2 separate regions of the Mus musculus genome follow, and region 2 is linked to region 1. The links are chromatin loops, found by intact Hi-C in ENCODE. Cell type or tissue: left cerebral cortex. All regions are shown on one strand. Links, peaks and the distances in the headings refer to the core of each region. The heading gives the core; the rest is flanking DNA.

Region 1 (8,138 bases), core at 1,987-6,986:
TGAATATCACAGCCAGGGCCTTCCTGTCTCTAAACCCGTCAATAGTCAGAGAGGCCCTGAGTGTGCCTTTGCCATCCCCATGAAGGACAAAGGAGAGTCTGAGATCTGTACTCCGAAAACTTTAATGTCAGATGCTAACCGGTGACCACTCACAGTGCTCAGGAGGCTCCCTGTTCCCTGGTCTCCATGTGACTACAAAAGTCTCTAGTGACAAACCATTCTCTCTCCTCCTATAGGAACAGACTCCACGCTTCAATTCCTTCAGAAGCTTACAAGCATTTGTTGCATTTAACCATCCATTTTTGCACTCTGGCAGTTCATGTTTTATTTGTAAAAACCAGTTGTGTTCTTTAAATTTTAATGAAACAATATTAAATAAATAACCCAGAAGCAGCATAATAAAACGGCAGCACATCCAAGCTGTGACTCTTAGTTCAGGAAAATGAGTGTCCTATAAATCCTGCCTTCTTTCTATTTGGGGAATGGACTGCCCAGATTATTGCACGTGTGAAGACCCAGCTGGGCTGGGCCTCAGTCCTTTGGCTCTCAGTAATAGGAAGGGGGTGGGTACAGATTTGTATAGAGACAGCCTCTTCATTCTAGTCATAATAGCTTGGCAGTCAGATTGTTCCCACATTTTGGCTGAAAAGGAAGTGCTATGAATAGCAATGGTGTACAAGGACCCAGTGGCCCGGAGGAGTGTGCAGTAAGGGAGCACCGAGTCCCTTCCTCTCCCCTCCCTCTTCCTCCCCACCCTCCACTTGTAAGTAACACAACCCCAAACATCTCAGGCGGTTCAGCATGAACTCTACAGAGATCTTACAGAAGATGGCTCTCCAGGCTTTCACTATGGTCCCATCTAGCAAGCAAACAGGTCTTCCTGGAGTACACTTGGCTAATTCACCTTACTCCGTCTCCATTCCATACTCATGCTTGTGGGTCTAGCTGACTCACTTTCCCTTATGACTTCTATTTAAGGAAGATATGACCTTAAGTCACTTATATGGATAAATAGGTATATCTAGGTAATAGTGTGCACAGACAATTCCATTACCATTTAATAACTATTTACAGCGTAAAAGTAAGTCTTAAGTAGATGGGAGAAAAATTAAATTAAAATGTCTACCAAATGATCAAGCCATGCTAAAACTCTTCTAGCTATTTTAAGACACTCTTTTCTTATTTTAAGAAATACTAATTCAGAGAAACCTTCCATTATGCCCCAACTATGTTAGGTGCCTTCATTATGGTCTCTCCTAGCATGCTATCTGTCCCCTAGCGTGGTACCCTCGGGCCATCCTGGACTGGAACTGCTTGTTAAACTGTCTATCTCGCATCCACCAATGTAAGGGCTTCCTCTGACTGTCGTTTTCAGATTCTGATCACTGGCGCAGACCACGGCACATAGCTGACAGTCAATAGGCATTTGTTGTATAGTTGGATGACACTTCAGGCTCACCCTTGACTTAGAAAATCAACAAGTATGAATTATCACCCTTCCCTGTCTCTGTGCTATTATTCTCTGTCCTGATTCTCTGGAGGCCATGCAAAGGGGAACCCCGGTCTCTGATTCCTTGCATGTCAATCAGGTAAAGGAAACTATCAGAAACTCATTAAGTGCCACATTCAGCCAGAGAAGAGATCCTGGAAGCCTGAGAGGACTGAGGAGGCCAAGGGTGTACCTGAAGAAGAAGCTGAGGAGGCAGAGTAGGAGGGCTTTGCAGGGACAAGGACTAAGAAGTGAAGCCAGAGATGAGTCCAGAATGAGGACGGGGAGGAGAAGGAGGAGGAGGAGGAGGAGGAGGAGGAGGAGGAGGAGGAGGAGGAGGAGGAGCAGGAGGAGGAGGAGGAGGAGGAGGAGGAGGAGGAGGAGGAAGGAATTATAGGTGGAGAATACAAGAACTCTTACCCCAGCCCCCATGAGTGTGAGAAGTTAGGCTGGGTTTTCTGGAAGATTTTGGAAGCCAGACAAAGATGTCTGAGCTTCAGATACTACCTAGGAGGACATCCGTATAGAGCTTTGAATAGGAGAGTTTAATGTTGATTTGAAGGCAGTTTAGGAAGAGGGAAGACTGGAAAGAAGGTGGCTGTCCTGAGAATGGCACATTGTAGCCATTGTAAGTGTCCCAGCGTGAGAGGCTAAGGGGTGAATGAATGAAGGGAAAGGGTATAGCTGGAAGATATTTTGAAGAAGTGTCAGGCTAGTCTCGGCTAGAGGTCCATTTTAAAAGTGCGAGCTGCAAGTTCCAGGGAACCTGTGGCTACAGTGGGGGTGGCAGGTGAGGCAGAACCCTTCATGATATAGGTCTTCCTGATGTGGGGCTGGAGGAATGGCTTAGCGGTCACTAAGAGGAGCACTGTCTGTTCTTCCAGAGGTCCACATGGGTGGCTCACAACCGCCTATAGTATGATCGGATGCCTTCTTCTGGCATGCAGGTGTACACACAGAGTGAGCTCTCTTATACATAAAATACATAAATCTTTGTTTTGTTTTTGTTTTTTTTAAAGATCTTTCTGCTGTTCTGATTCTCTTGTCTTCCCTAGGGCTGTCTTCCTCTGGACTTTCTGCTTAGTCCCCCAAGCGGCTGCTTCTCCAGTACACGAGCCACCTGCTTACTTTGGTAAAAGCGTTAGGTTCCAGGTAGGCAGCAGTTACAGTTTGGATTGAGATATCCTTCAAGCTCCGATCTCCAAGGCCTGCCTCCTAGACGATGGATTGGTCCACTGATTGGTTCATAGCTGCATGGGCTATTAGGGATTAGACCTAGTTGAAGGGAATAGGTCACTGTGAGTACAGGACACTTTCAAGGTTATTTCTTGTCTCTGAGACCGCTCTGCCCTCTCTGCTTCCTTGCCACTGTGAGATGAGGAAAGGAGGGTGGGTGTGGTCTCTAAGGCAACCTTGTTTGTGTCCTTTGGCATGAGGTTCTCTGCCTTGTTGTAGGGCACTGTCCTTTCCTCTTCCTCATGCCTGAGCCAGTGCACTAAGACGTCCTGACTCAGAAAACGCCCCTACAAGCAGTGAAGCCGTGGACACTGGTTTGTCAGTGGTGAAACACTAACACCCTGGGTCAAGGCTCACTGAACTCCTGCTGCCTTGAGCATGTTGAGTCCCTTTTGGACTGAGTTCAAGACCAGGCACTTTAAAAAGGGAGGGAGAACCTCACTGGAGGGGGTATAGAAAAATTTGTTGCTGTTGTTGTTGCTATTGTTGTCATTATTCTTGTTTTTTGAGACAGGGTTTCTCTGTGTAGCAGTCCTGGTTGTGCCGGAACTCGCTCTGTACACCAGACTGGCCTCAGACTCACAGATCTGCTTGCTTCAAGCCTCCCCAAGTGCTGAAATTAAAGTCATGTGCCACTACACCCAACTTTATTCTTATTATTTTATGTGCTAGCTTTTGGCAGCCATCTCTACGGCCTCGCAGTCCTGCCTTCACAGTGCTTCCCAAAGGCTTTATTTATTTATTTATTTACTTATTTATTTATTTATCTATCATTGGCTGGTGTACGTGTGTGTGTGTGTCTATGTATGTATGTATGTATGTATGCATGCATGCATGCATATGTATGTGCAAGTGCCTGCAGAGGCCAGATGAGGACATTAGAGTCTTTGGAGCTGGAGTTAAAGACTTTTGTGAGCCTCCCAGCGTGGATGCTAGGATCTGAACTCAGGTTCTGCTAATTGAGCCGAAAGTTCTTTTAACCATTAAGAGGTCTCTCTAATCCCCAATGACTGTTCTTCATGGTCTTAGCAATCTTCACCTTCATACAAAAGTCTTCTCTTTCCAAACACTGCTCTGGGAGGGCGACTGTACTGGTGATGCTTGTGCCAGCCCTGCCTGCTCAGCTCCTGATCTGGAGAACCTGGAGCCTCACTGCTGTGGTTTATCTCTCTGGTGTCATCCTCAGACAGGCGGCCTGCTTTCATGAGCCCTTTGGGGCCATTTGCTCAGCTTTTGCTATTGCTGTTGCAACGGCGTTTTGTGTCTGACCTCCTGGCAAGCTGTAGTTCATTGCTAAGGAAGCTGCCAGAGGCTAAGCCCAGCTGAGGGTCCCAAGCTCATGAAGAAGGAAAAGAGGTTGGGAGTGGGCTCTGAGGCAACCTTGGTCTTTCTGAGTCAGAAAGGGAAAGCAACCAGCTTAGCTGGCATTTTTGGAGCGTTCCCCGATGGCAGTGATGGTTATCAGTGTCATGGTTCAGTCCTCTTCAGCTCACCTAAACCCCACTGCCCAACAGACTTGACCTCCCAGCAAAATGTTGTAGCTCTCTTCAAGATACACGCCATCTGAAGTAAGTCTCAAGACAGCCCTGAGTGTGCGACACAGATTCATGCCTCCATTTACAGGTCAGCGCCCTGGGGTATCAGTGGGCCTACCCCCACTTTCTGAGTGTTTTCCTTATTCTCTTGCCCAAGCCGGAGGCAGCAGTGTGTACACTATGCCAGTGCCCCATATACTGACTCTTCTGATGCTTAATCAAACAGCATTAATCAAATAGTGTTGGAAGAATGTTATGAACACTGAACGCTTTCATTTATCAAGTCCCTTTATTACATGGCAAGAAAATACTTCTAGCTCTTAGAGGCAAAGTGCCATAAAAATTAGACACATGGCAGTTCCTACCCACTTCTCTTCAGGGCCGTTCTGGTTACAATGATGTCACTGTTAGGCATTCAGGCATTCAAGGATGTAGCAGCCTTTCTACCGGCAGCTTAGGCAAGTCAGCGCCGTTCAGTGAGATTAGCGTCTTGAACAAAGAGAGCCCGTGTTCTGATCCCAGCTGGCTCACTGTACATCAGTGGTGCAGTCATGTAGCCTATCTGGCTTTGAATTCCTCTACCCATGAAGAAACTGAAACCCCATGTTCTCAGGAGTCACGCTGAAGACCGGTGTAAACACTTCAGGTTCACACCAAAGGCCAAAGAAAGGGCAATCCTTACAGTTGAGTCACATGTTCAGAGAACCACAGGGCTAGATTTTGAAAAATCCTGTGAGCATCATAGAATATATTCACACAAACTAAGACAGCTGCAATGTCCCTAGATGACAGAGTCTCCGGGACTGCCATCTTGTGTGCTGTCTGCTGCTTTTTGAGACGTTATACAGCGTGTGACTGTAATTTTCTGTTTTCCCCTTCTTGGGAGCCAAGGGAAGAAAGATCTCTCCCTAACTCTGCTTTGCCAGAATCCAGACAGGAACTCTTCTTTCTGAAGTCTATCCTCCCCACTGTCACAGGGGCAGACGATACTAGTACTATCAGATTGTATCCACCCGTGTTTCTGCATGGGCAGCGCATCCTTAGGAACAGGCAGCTTGTCTCTGAGGCAGGTTTCCTGGGTAGATGCAATTATTCACCCAGCTGGGAAGAAATGAATACTATTTATGTCCTCCTCAGCTAACTGCCTATTCCTCCACACTCAGATTTGAAAATAACTGGCTTGGTTGGCTCACCTGACTTCTAGGCTCTGGCTGTCTCGGTCCTTGAATCTCTTGATAAGCCGGACCTTTGCCTGTCTGGGCCTCAGATCCAGTCGCAGCAGGAGTCCTTGAATTAGAATAAAGTCACTCTGCATGCAGACAACAGGCTGTGCATCTCAGGAGTCCAGTAGGCTCCTCTCAAGTGCCCTTCCCCACCCCCCACCCCCACCCCCCAAGATGACCTCAAGGGGTTTCAAGGTCCTGTCTGTCCTGGGCTGACAAGTTACTGTGTATGTTTCCTCACCAACCACCCAGGAACAGTCCTGTGAAAAAGTGCTGGTGACGAGTCTACACTTAAGCCTACATTTGGTGGGAAACAGCCAGACATGATTGGCAGCGTCTTTCCTAGGTGTGGAAGGGAGGGCTCACATGTATTCCAGGTATTTGTTGTTAAGGGCCTGGCTCTATGGTCTTAGATCCAGTCTTCTATGGTTTTAAACATCTTTATTCAGCTCACAGATTCTCCTCATGGATGCATCGCACAGCACTGTGTCTTCCTTGATAAGAATAGCATGCTTAAAAGCACACATTTGCACTTTATTTTAACTGCCCTTCTTAATACAGTGATTTTTGGAGGAAGGATTTTTTTTTAATGCTACAGAGTTCTTTGGGGGAAAAAAACGTTAGAAATAGATACTTGAAATTTTTCACCCAATAAATGAGGCTTTACTGGTAATTACTATATGCCAAGCTTATAAAAATGAAACGACACAGACTCTCCTTGCAGAAGCCCATGCTCTGGGCTGGAAAAGTCACATGCTAACAAGTACTATAGCTGTATCATGAAGTGTTCCCTCCAAGGGAAGCTGCTATGGTATTCTTGGAAATACAAATGTTTTCTTCACTCGTTTTCCTTTTCTGAAGAGGCTGAGCTGCTGCAGGAAGATCTACACCCGCCCAGTTGTGTTCCATCAGGGATTCTCAATTCAGAGTGCCACAGATCCTCTGTGCCTGTAAAAATGCTTCCAAGCAGCAAGCAGCCCCTGAACTGGCTGCTGTTCCCAAGCGAGGTGGCGGCAGCTCTCAGCCTCCTGCGGTCCATGCTGCTGCTTCCCTGTGCTCCTCGTGTTAAGTGCTTAGCTGTCTACTTAGCTCATGAACAATCTGTTCCCTAGCCCTGAGGCCTCGGGCTCCAGCCCCTTCACCTACTCATATTGGGAACTTCATCTGAAATCAGCACCGCTGCCCGTTCTTAGCACTGCCAGTCCACTCAGGCCAGTCCTGACCCTGAGTCATCTGGCATGCACAGACCCATTTCCACTAAGGGTCACTGTGTCAGGAGTCACCCATGCAGCTGCAACGTGGTGTGGCGGGAGAGCTGGGAAATGCCTGTGCTGCTTTGGCGCTGTCCAGGTATTTCCGCATTTGTTTTCCTAGTGACTCCGGGCTGAGTTACAGGGCTCATCAGCATGTTTGGCAATACAGAGGCACAGCCTTGGCCTGGAGACGGCTTCAGCCATCTGTTCTTTTCAGTGATAGGGAGAATGAGGCTGGGTTTGCTAGAGCCTGAGAAACACAGCAATGGTTTCTGAGGAGTGTGATCAATCCCGGTGCACATTTGGCTTTGCGTTTGTCTACGGGGATACCTAAAGTCACTGGGTGGTGGCCAGAAACTTGTGGTCAGAAACAGAAGGCAGGTTGTTGGTTTCTGAGGACTCAGGGAAGAGAGTGGGAAGTTGGGATAAATGGCTACAGAATGTTTAGAGTAGAATGATACAAATATTCTAAAATTAGAGAAGTAATATTTGCCCAACTCTACAAATACCCAAATCCCCTGTATCATATACTTTAGCAGAGCTGGGGGTCAAACCCAGGACTTTGTGCAAGCTAGGCGAGTACTGTCTACCCCTTACCCTAAATTACAAAGTTTAGAGGGTCTTTTATTGGATAGAGAGTATATCTCAATAAAGACATTGCTTTAAAAAGAAATCCATAATTTATAGTGAAAATAAATCTGAAAAGTTAGTCCACGAATTCCCGCAGTGTGTTCCTCAGTGGACTTATGAAATTATGCCAAATTTGTATCCTCACTTGAGGGGTTAAGTCAGCTGGAAAGGCAGGTATGCCCTGGACACAGGGCCCCAACCTCTACTTTCTCTCTGGAAGACTGGATCTGTCTTTGAGGGGACACATAGCGTTCATGTGGAATTGCCCTCAGCTGTGGTATCTGACCTCAACTCCTTCTATGACCAAAATCAAAAACCCTCCAAACAATCTTCTAAACTCCACAGGTTATACTTTTTAGCCTCTAGAAGTGTTCCACATCTGGCCCCCAACCTTCCCTCCAAACCAGACCCTGAATGACCCTGATAAATGCAACCCAGTTGTCCAACACCCACCTCTCTCCTGCAGAACAAAACCAATTGCAAACAGATGGGAATTTCCACGTGGGCCAAATGGACATCAGGCAGGAGAACAGAGGGACCCTGTTGGGAGATGTTGCCTAGTAGGGAGGCAGGCAGGAGTTCACTTCCTGGGGGCCCACTGGCTGTAAAGTGCTCTGAGATATGAGTACCCCAGGGGAGGGGAAACTGTAGAGGCCAGCACAGCTAAGTGCTGTATTTGGCAACTCCAGGAGGAAAGGGCTGGTGGGAGGACAGGAAGACTCAGAGCTTCTAGAAAGCAGACACTTCCTACTTAAAAGATGTCTGAGGAGTT
Region 2 (8,138 bases), core at 2,136-7,135, 80 kb after region 1:
CTTAAAACAATGAGTGTTGGCTGCAGACGACTCTCATGCTGGTTCTCAGTTGACCTGGAGCACTAGTATATCAAAATGTCAGCACAAACATGCAAAGCCAAGCAGATTTGCTGCAATAAGGAAAGGCTGTTAGTTGAGAAATCATTGTGGAAAGAAAGAAAGAAAGAGAGAGAGAGAGAGAGAGAGAGAGAGAGAGAGAGAGAGAGAGGAAGGAAGGAAGGAAGGAAGGAAGGAAGGAAGGAAGGAAGGAAGGAAGGAAGAGAGAGAAAGAAGTCATCGCGAATCTGAAGTACAAGGTCAGCAGAAAGCATTTTTAATAATTGTTAATGAATGAGAGTGAGGTCAACACAGTATGCATGCACTTTAATTTTGTGCCTTGTTAAATTTCTGTTTTAATAATTGGGACTGATTATTTATACTATGATTTCAGGATCTATCTGGGAATCCTTAAAACATGGAATCAGGTACATTTTGCTAGTTGCATTTGTTGCAATGCGCATCTATGCCCCCTTCTTTCTTTTAGAATGTTAATTATGACATGCTCTGGATTAACTTTCTTCATCAAGTCTTTATTATAGTTTGGTTGAAAAAAATGAACCACTTTAATATTGAAAATATTTGGCAAATAAGCCCATCAAATACATTTCACGAAATTTCTCGTTGAGTTATCTCGGATATAATTGTAAAGAGATTGAGCACGTCGAGAAGACATTTGTCTCCTTGGAATTTTAAGTCCTTTCTGAATTATACTAAACAATGGAGTCAGAAGAGGAAAAAAATTGCCTCAAATCTAATTATCAAAAAGCAATTTATCTTGTATGAGCATCTCAATCCTCATATCCCCGAAGCCACCCTCCTAGCTCCCTCCTGTCTGAGATATGGATTTTTGTGTGTGTTATCATTTGGAGAAACCTCTTAGCATATGGTGGGGATGGGGGTAGTAATGCAGATTTACCAATTTTATGCAATTGCTTAGCAATATGCTTGCCTGCAGCAGAGTTAGTGGAATGGTAGAAGCCTGGCCTGGTTTTACTGTGTGTGAGTCCTTTCCTGTCTGCAGCAACTCAAGTGGCCCAGAGCTGTTTATGTGACAGAGTTAGGGGGGTTTCATTGGCCTCCGCTTCCACTTTTGCAGAGAGCTTTCAAATTGTAGGCACTCAGAATAAGTGGTATCATTAGTGGGTATAAAATGTCCTAAGGGTATGGGAGGGGTTTGAGCTTCAGTACTTCATGAAGAGGGGCTAATGTAGAGGCTCAGGTGTCCAAGGACGCTTGGATCCTGTAGTAACGCTGCAAGGTAACCTTGGCTAAATCACTTGACCTTCAGCACCTTTGCAATTAGGTAAACAAGTTCATTTGACCTCTACTGCGATACTGCAGGTTGCTGGGCAATGTTTGCCAGGCACACTGACATCTTATTAGAGCATGATTTTAGGGAAGGTTTGCAGGAGAGTAGTTCACATAGGCATTTCCACATCTAAGATCCTGTGTAATTGCATGTGTCACAGAAGACATCACCTGAAGATATCACTGGCAGAATAATTGTTTTGTTTCTCTTTTTTGAAAGGTGGAAATGGTCTGGCTCTTTAGAAATTTGATCTTTTGCAACTAAAGTTACAATTGCATGTATAGTTTAATCAGTATTTCAGAGCTTAGGTTCATGTTATTTTTCTCATCAAATAATGACTCGTCAAGGCAAAACAGTACTAATCTGAGTTTCTCCTATGCTGTCACTGTTGGATACTATTGGGCTTCCATATTCGTTGGAAGGTAAACGATACAGTCTATGTTGGTGCTGTCCAACCCTGAAAATGGCTAGTGCAAATGAAAAGCATCATTTTAAACTTCATTTTATCCGATTCACTTACATTTAAAAATAATCAAATGGCAAGTTGGTACATGCCTATAGTTCTCCTAATTTGGGATGCTGGGGCAAGAAGATTGCCACAATTTGAGACTAGCCTGAGCTACAGAGTTAGACCATGTCTTGAGAAACAAATAACTAAACCCAATAAAGCAAAGGATAATTAAAATGTAAGTAACCATATATCTTAACTGGTGGTAAAATAAATGTCCGTAGAATTATTAGTGATCATCTATTCTTTTAGATCCTGAGTCTTAGGCTGAGTCTCATTGGATAGAGGACGAGAAGATGAAAAGAGAAGGGAAGATATACTTGGGTGAGGGAATCAGAGAGCAGTGAACTAGAAGCAAGAAGAACCTGGTTCTGTTACTGAGCAGGTAGGCAGTCCCCTTGGTGTGAATTGAAAGTCCCTATGACAGGCAAAGAGGTAAGAACAGGTTCAGGGAGGCTAATCAATGTTTCTGATATTATACAACTAACAAGCAGCAAGCCAAGCTTTAGGACTTTAGAAGACAGCTTTCTTTCAGATGCCAGGTTTCCCAACAGCTCGCTTCACCAAGATGGTTAGGAATCTGGATGCTGGATTTACGCAACTTTAGTTGATGGCCGTGATCATCTCTAAATTGAGAGCTGAAAGGTGCATCATCCAAAAGTTCTAGGATTGTGAAAGAAATTCTGCAGAGCTCCTAACAGTTCCTGGCTTGTAATAACAGTTCAGTCAGCTTTGGGCCAGGCTTATTAAGTCAGAACTAGACCAGAGAAACAACAGAGTAGGCGTTAGTCAATCAACCCAGCTTTTAAAGTGAGGACTGCCTTGCTGAAACTCTTACAGAGAATAAAGGGAGGGAGAACCCACGAGTGGAGCAAGTCTGGAATCTAGAGGCCTCTGAAAAGCACTTGCACTCTTGACCAGGTCTATGAACTCACATGAACAGATAGAAACAAAATGACTTTCTTTTCTTCTAAAAAAAAACCAAAAAACAAAAAACAAAAGCAATGCAGGCTGTCTTAGATAGAAGACTGTCTTGAAAGCAGCTAGGAGGATGGTCTGAAAGCCCACCCCCTACAGTGACGCACTTCCTCCAACAAGGCCACACCTCCCAACAGTGCCACTCCCTATGGGTCCTATTCAAACCACCACACAGGCTAATCCGGGATTATTTTAAAATCTCAGAAAGAGACTGGGAAGCAGATTTAGTCTGCTGAAATACACATTAAGGCGATGATTGATGTTCATATGTTGGTATACACCGTTCCAGTTTTCTCTGTTTTTATCCGTGTGTGCCAGCTCACTCTTTATATGTACATCAGGGACCTAGAGAACTTTCATACTTTGGGGTTGTTACTTTGACACACAGTTACTTTGTTGTCAAAATTGACATTCATGGCTTTATCTTCAGCCCCTCTCCAAGGTCTTAGTCCCAGCCCCAACAGTGGGTCCACCAACATTTTTTTCCACCACAACCAACAGGGTTCCATTGCTCCTCACACCAACTAGTACTTTATCTGTGCTTTAAACTTCTGTAATGAGTATGTAGCTGTATGTAAGTATAGTTTTAATAAGCATTACCCTAATAACTAATGTTGTTGTTACCCTCCATTTATCTTTAATCAGAGAACATTTTACTTATTTTCTATTCATCTGCATTTTTATTGTCTACTGTTGTGTGTTTGCTAAGACCTTCAGTAGGATGCTAAGTGGAGTGGTGAGAACAGACTTCCTTATCATATTCTTGCTTATAGGGAGAAAAAAGTCTTTTCTTTCAGCATTTAATATGATTCTAGCTCAAGGTCTAGTGTAGGTGCTCTTTATTGCCTAGAGACATTTTATTTATTCATTCATTTATTCATTTATTGGTTACTGAAAGCATTGTGCATAAATATTGAGATGAGCATATCTATCGATAGATTTTTCAGTATTCAGCCAGTCTAGTATTCCTAGGATAAATCTTTGTCATGATATGCTATCTTATTATATGTGTTGTATTTGATTTGTTGTGTGTACTTAAAGAAGATAATATAGTAATTTATATATACACTGATTGGCAATTTTTTCAAAATTCATATTTTCTTAAATCTAGAAGAAATAGATGTTTATAATAAAAGCTTGTGAAGCTGGAAAGATGGCTGTGTGGTTAAGAGCACTTGCTGTTCTTCCAGAGGACCTAAGCTTACAAACACCTATATTGGGCAACTCATAACTACCTGTATCTCTAGTTCTAGGGTATCTAACAAACTCTTCTGACCCTCATAGGAACACACACACACACATACACACACACACACACACACACTTCAGCATATTTGCCTTTCTCTTTTCTATGTTTCTTTTGCTGTAGGAGTAGACAGTTATATGTATTTTATTTCAAGTTCAGTAGATTCAAAATCTGGGCTGAGAAATGAGAAATTTCCAGCCCACACAAACCAACTGTTCTAATTAGCTGATAAACCCTGAAAAAAAAATTTGCATCTTTAGCAGAATATGAAGGGGAAACTGCTCTATGTTTAAAAGCCATTATCAGTGACAAAGGTCAAGGGAAAGGAGGAATGCAGGTACTAGGTTCCTAGAAGTTTCGACTGCTGTGTCTCATAACAGTCTTTACCCTACAACAGTGCATTGACATTTTTAAAAAACGTTCTTTCATTAACAAAAATTTCTGGCGCTAGAGAGAGCATCGGCCATCTTTTAAGTTTTATTTTCTAAGACATTTTAATTTTGAGATATGTCTTCCCTAAACAAGTGAGCCCTTTCATTTTTTAATTAAAAAAAAAAAGATGATAAAAGTTAAAGCATTCCCTATTCCAGAAACATGAATAGTTTTTAGGTACCCTCTTCAGACTTATTTTCAGAACTTTAAAAGTCTGGACACCCCCTCCCCCAGTTTTGCTTTAGGAGACTCCAGCTGGTTACTCCTCACATCCTCATGAAGGCACGCCCTGTTTTATATGTGGGACAGAGCTCAAGATAATGGCTAGTCTTACCCGAGGCCTCATGGCTACTAAACATTTTTTTTTTTTTTTCTGAGACTTTGTTTGCTCATTTGTTTGGGTTTTTATCTAGACGGAGCGGGGAGGCGTGGAAGGGGGAGGGGGCGGGAGCTCCTCCGGTCCCTGCCCTGAGTTAATATGATTCTAGGTCTCTCAAACATTTGTATGAGAGGATGAACTTGGATGTTTGTGTTGTTTCTCCTGCTTTATACTCTCCTCGCATAGACCACAGCTGAGAGTTTTAGAGAAAAGGCGCTTTGGGCAAGTGCAAAGTGGTATTGTCGAGTTGCTACTGGAGCTGACTGTGAGGGCCAAGAAAATAGGACAGAGAAAAAAGGAAGTAAAATAAGTCCCAGTGAAACCTTCTCGCTCAGAGGAAGGAAAGCAAACACTGAAATATTGCTTTTTCCTGGCTGTCTATTAAAGGAGAAATTTGCCTACTGTGCTGGAAGAGTCTTTTATCCATCGTTTGGTTGCTGTGAAGCATCCAGCCTGAGGTTTGTTTTTGTATGCACACGGGCTCATTCTGTTACTCACAGTGAACGCCACTGACAGTGTGTGTAGAACAGTTTCAACATCTCTCTGACTAGAAACGATGTCGCTTTGCTTTCATCGGTCAATAATTTGAACCAGAGCCAGTTCTCAGAAACAGTGCAATCAAGATGTTTTCTGCCAAATCGATCTATATTTGTGAAATATCTAAGGTTGTTGTTTGCATGATGGTCTTGTTTTATTTGAATAATGGACTGACTTGTCTAAAATAAAGTGCTTCTTGAGCATTTTGTGGAACTTAACATAGTTTTGTTACTTTTAAAGTTTATGTCAAAGGTACTGTAAATTAATAAACTAATATAAAACCTTTGAGTTTAGCAGTATAGAATTGTAATGATATATTATGCAAGGCAGTACCCCAACATTCTATTTTCATAAGTCCAAGGTCATCGGTCTAAATTACAATTATACAATTTCTGTTATTTTTACTAGTGATTGGTATAATTTGACTAATTATTGCCAAAACAATAGAAGTTGGCTCTGACTCAAGCTGCAACAAATGGTTTTCTATGGGAGATGAACAAGGAAACAGTGGCTTTTTTTCCTCTTGTCACTCAGTGAGGCACTGTGATTAATCATAAATATTGGATGGGGGAGTGGGCATATAGAGAGCTTTCTTTATTTTCCAAGATCTTCTTACTTGGTTGGGATAGAAGGCAACCCTCCAGAGAGAGATAAATGAGTGTGTTTAGAGAAACATCACTTTGACTGACTAATTGGAAGGATGGTGGAAGAAAATCCCACAGGAAATGGCCTGGAGCCTATGACTTTTAGAGTCAATGCTTTTCTTAGGCAGAGCAAACATTCTTTTTAATGGCATAAAAATCCATTTAAATTGAAAGTGCCATCTGCCAAACCTTCTAATCGGACCACAGGTTCAGGAGTAACCATTATCCAATAAGGAAATAATAAAATGTTTTATGAAATATAGGATGGACTTGTAGACAGTAAGAATGTGATTATTAGTGGGGATAATTTTGAAAACACACTTGTATTTTTAGGAATTTTAGACATCACATGGTTTATTAAAAATCTTTTTAGCCTTCCCAGGGTTTCCCAGAAACTTCTTTGACTGTTTTTGCCTTAAGATTCAAATAAACTGAAAGTAAGAGATCTTGGTCATTGTCACTGTGCCAAGGTATGAGATATGTATGAGAGCAGGTAATACAAAATCGCAGTGCCCCATAAGGCGTTCAGGAGAACAGGTTCCTCCAGCTGGCTGTGCCCTTAAGATGCTTGGATTTGCATGAGAGTTTCTGGGAGTCCTCAGTATCTCTACTGGGACTCAAACCCCTTGGCCCCTAGGCACAAGAGATGAGTGTCCACAGCTAACAAGTCCATTCTGGGCCAAGCGTTCCAGCTCCAGATGGTGATGTTTCTTGCAGCCACATCAAGGCAGAGATGCGAACACAAATTCTGTCTTACGACCACCTCTCGTAAATTCTACGCAGAGCTTTCCCATCCCCCTAGGCAGTTCACAGTCTGTTAGGCAGTGAGTCATGCAACAGCAATTGTCTTCTGTGAGGCTGGCCCTTTGGGGTGCAGGCTCTGTAAGCCCAAGTTGTTTGTAAAGCATCACAGATCACTCTATCAGGATGCAAAACCAAGGGGACTTTGTTGTTCATTTGTAGCCTTTGCCTGTGTGTGCCTCATGCACTTCATGTACCTCATCCTTGTCCGGGAAATCCTCTTGCTTCAGTCTTCTGAGTGATGATATTAAAAAAATTTGTGTTACTGCAAAAAAAAAAAAAAAAAAAAAAGACTTGGAATCTCTTCATGGAAACCATAACAGGGGAGGGAGATGGTTCGGGGGCTCGAGTGTTTGTCATGAAAGCGTGAGGATCAGAGTTCAGATCCCCAGAACTACATAAAGGGGGTTGTGGTAGCTCATACCTGTAATCCTCGAGTGCTTATGACAAGAGAGGAGGCAGAGGTAGATGGGTGAATCCCTATCGCATGCAGTCCAGCTAGCTTAGTGCATACAGTGATGAACAGCGGGAAGCCCTGCCTCAAGCAAAGGAGGACCAGGAAAGAAGAGACTGCACAGTCACAAACATGCACACACGTTTTAGAAAGGACCCACAACCCTGAGCCACCGAGCTCTGCTTTCATAAAGTTAAGGAAATCCCCATTGAAAACAACAGGTTGAATGTAGCATTAAGCATGCCACCGGAAGTACCAAGTGAAGTAAGTTGTCTTTAATACAGTACAGAGAATCACAAGTTAACTGATCCTTTTTCAGATCTCTTTTAAATGTTTTATATTGCTGACTGTAGAGAGGACCACCTCATTTTCTTGACAGCTAATGGTAACTTGGCAGGAGCTAGAATCACCACTATAGAGTCATCTTGGGAAAATAGAAAGGGAGTTGATTTTGGAAGGTAATATATATGTATATATATATATATGAATATATGCACTATATATGCACACACATATAAGCACACACACACACACATACCATATGCTGTAAACATGTCAGAAATAGAACACAGTTGCCTGGGTAAAATTCTGAACCCACCAGTACCAGCTATGAATCTGTTGATAAATTGTTTAACTTTGGGTGAACCTCATTTTCTTTAACTGCAAAGCAAATATATATATATAACTACAGTTGCTTCAAGGAATTGCTGTGAGGAATTATTTAGAATATAAAAGTCTGAACATAGAGAAACAATTCAAAGAAATTTAAATGTATCCTATAGTTACAAAATAGATACATTCTACCAAAACA

Evidence for each region. A loop is a pair of places that touch in the nucleus more often than their neighbours do. Peaks named below come from ENCODE experiments on the same cell type or tissue, not always from the same donor. Only the 100,000 strongest peaks of a DNase experiment are listed, where the experiment ranks them.
Region 2: a loop joins it to region 1, with 2.2 times the contacts of the local background. A loop is called at or near these places in 3 of 42 quality-filtered maps.

What each region holds. Positions count from the first base shown.
Region 1 is chr12:52,389,825-52,397,962 of GRCm38, forward strand. No RefSeq gene overlaps it. Among named protein-coding and RNA genes, the nearest start is that of Gm40423, 33 kb to the left of the region's middle. In left cerebral cortex, for the core only: no CTCF peak of the experiment used is centred there; DNase peaks (open chromatin) are centred at 4,786, 5,311, 5,892 and 6,574; H3K4me3 peaks cover 239 bases; H3K27ac peaks cover 972 bases.
Region 2 is chr12:52,469,335-52,477,472 of GRCm38, forward strand. Gm35135 (predicted gene, 35135) reads right to left here. Exons shown (of 3, transcript NR_136881.1): 3 at 6,405-7,138. Among named protein-coding and RNA genes, the nearest start is that of Gm35135, 7.2 kb to the right of the region's middle. In left cerebral cortex, for the core only: no CTCF peak of the experiment used is centred there; DNase peaks (open chromatin) are centred at 4,274 and 5,177; H3K27ac peaks cover 1,539 bases.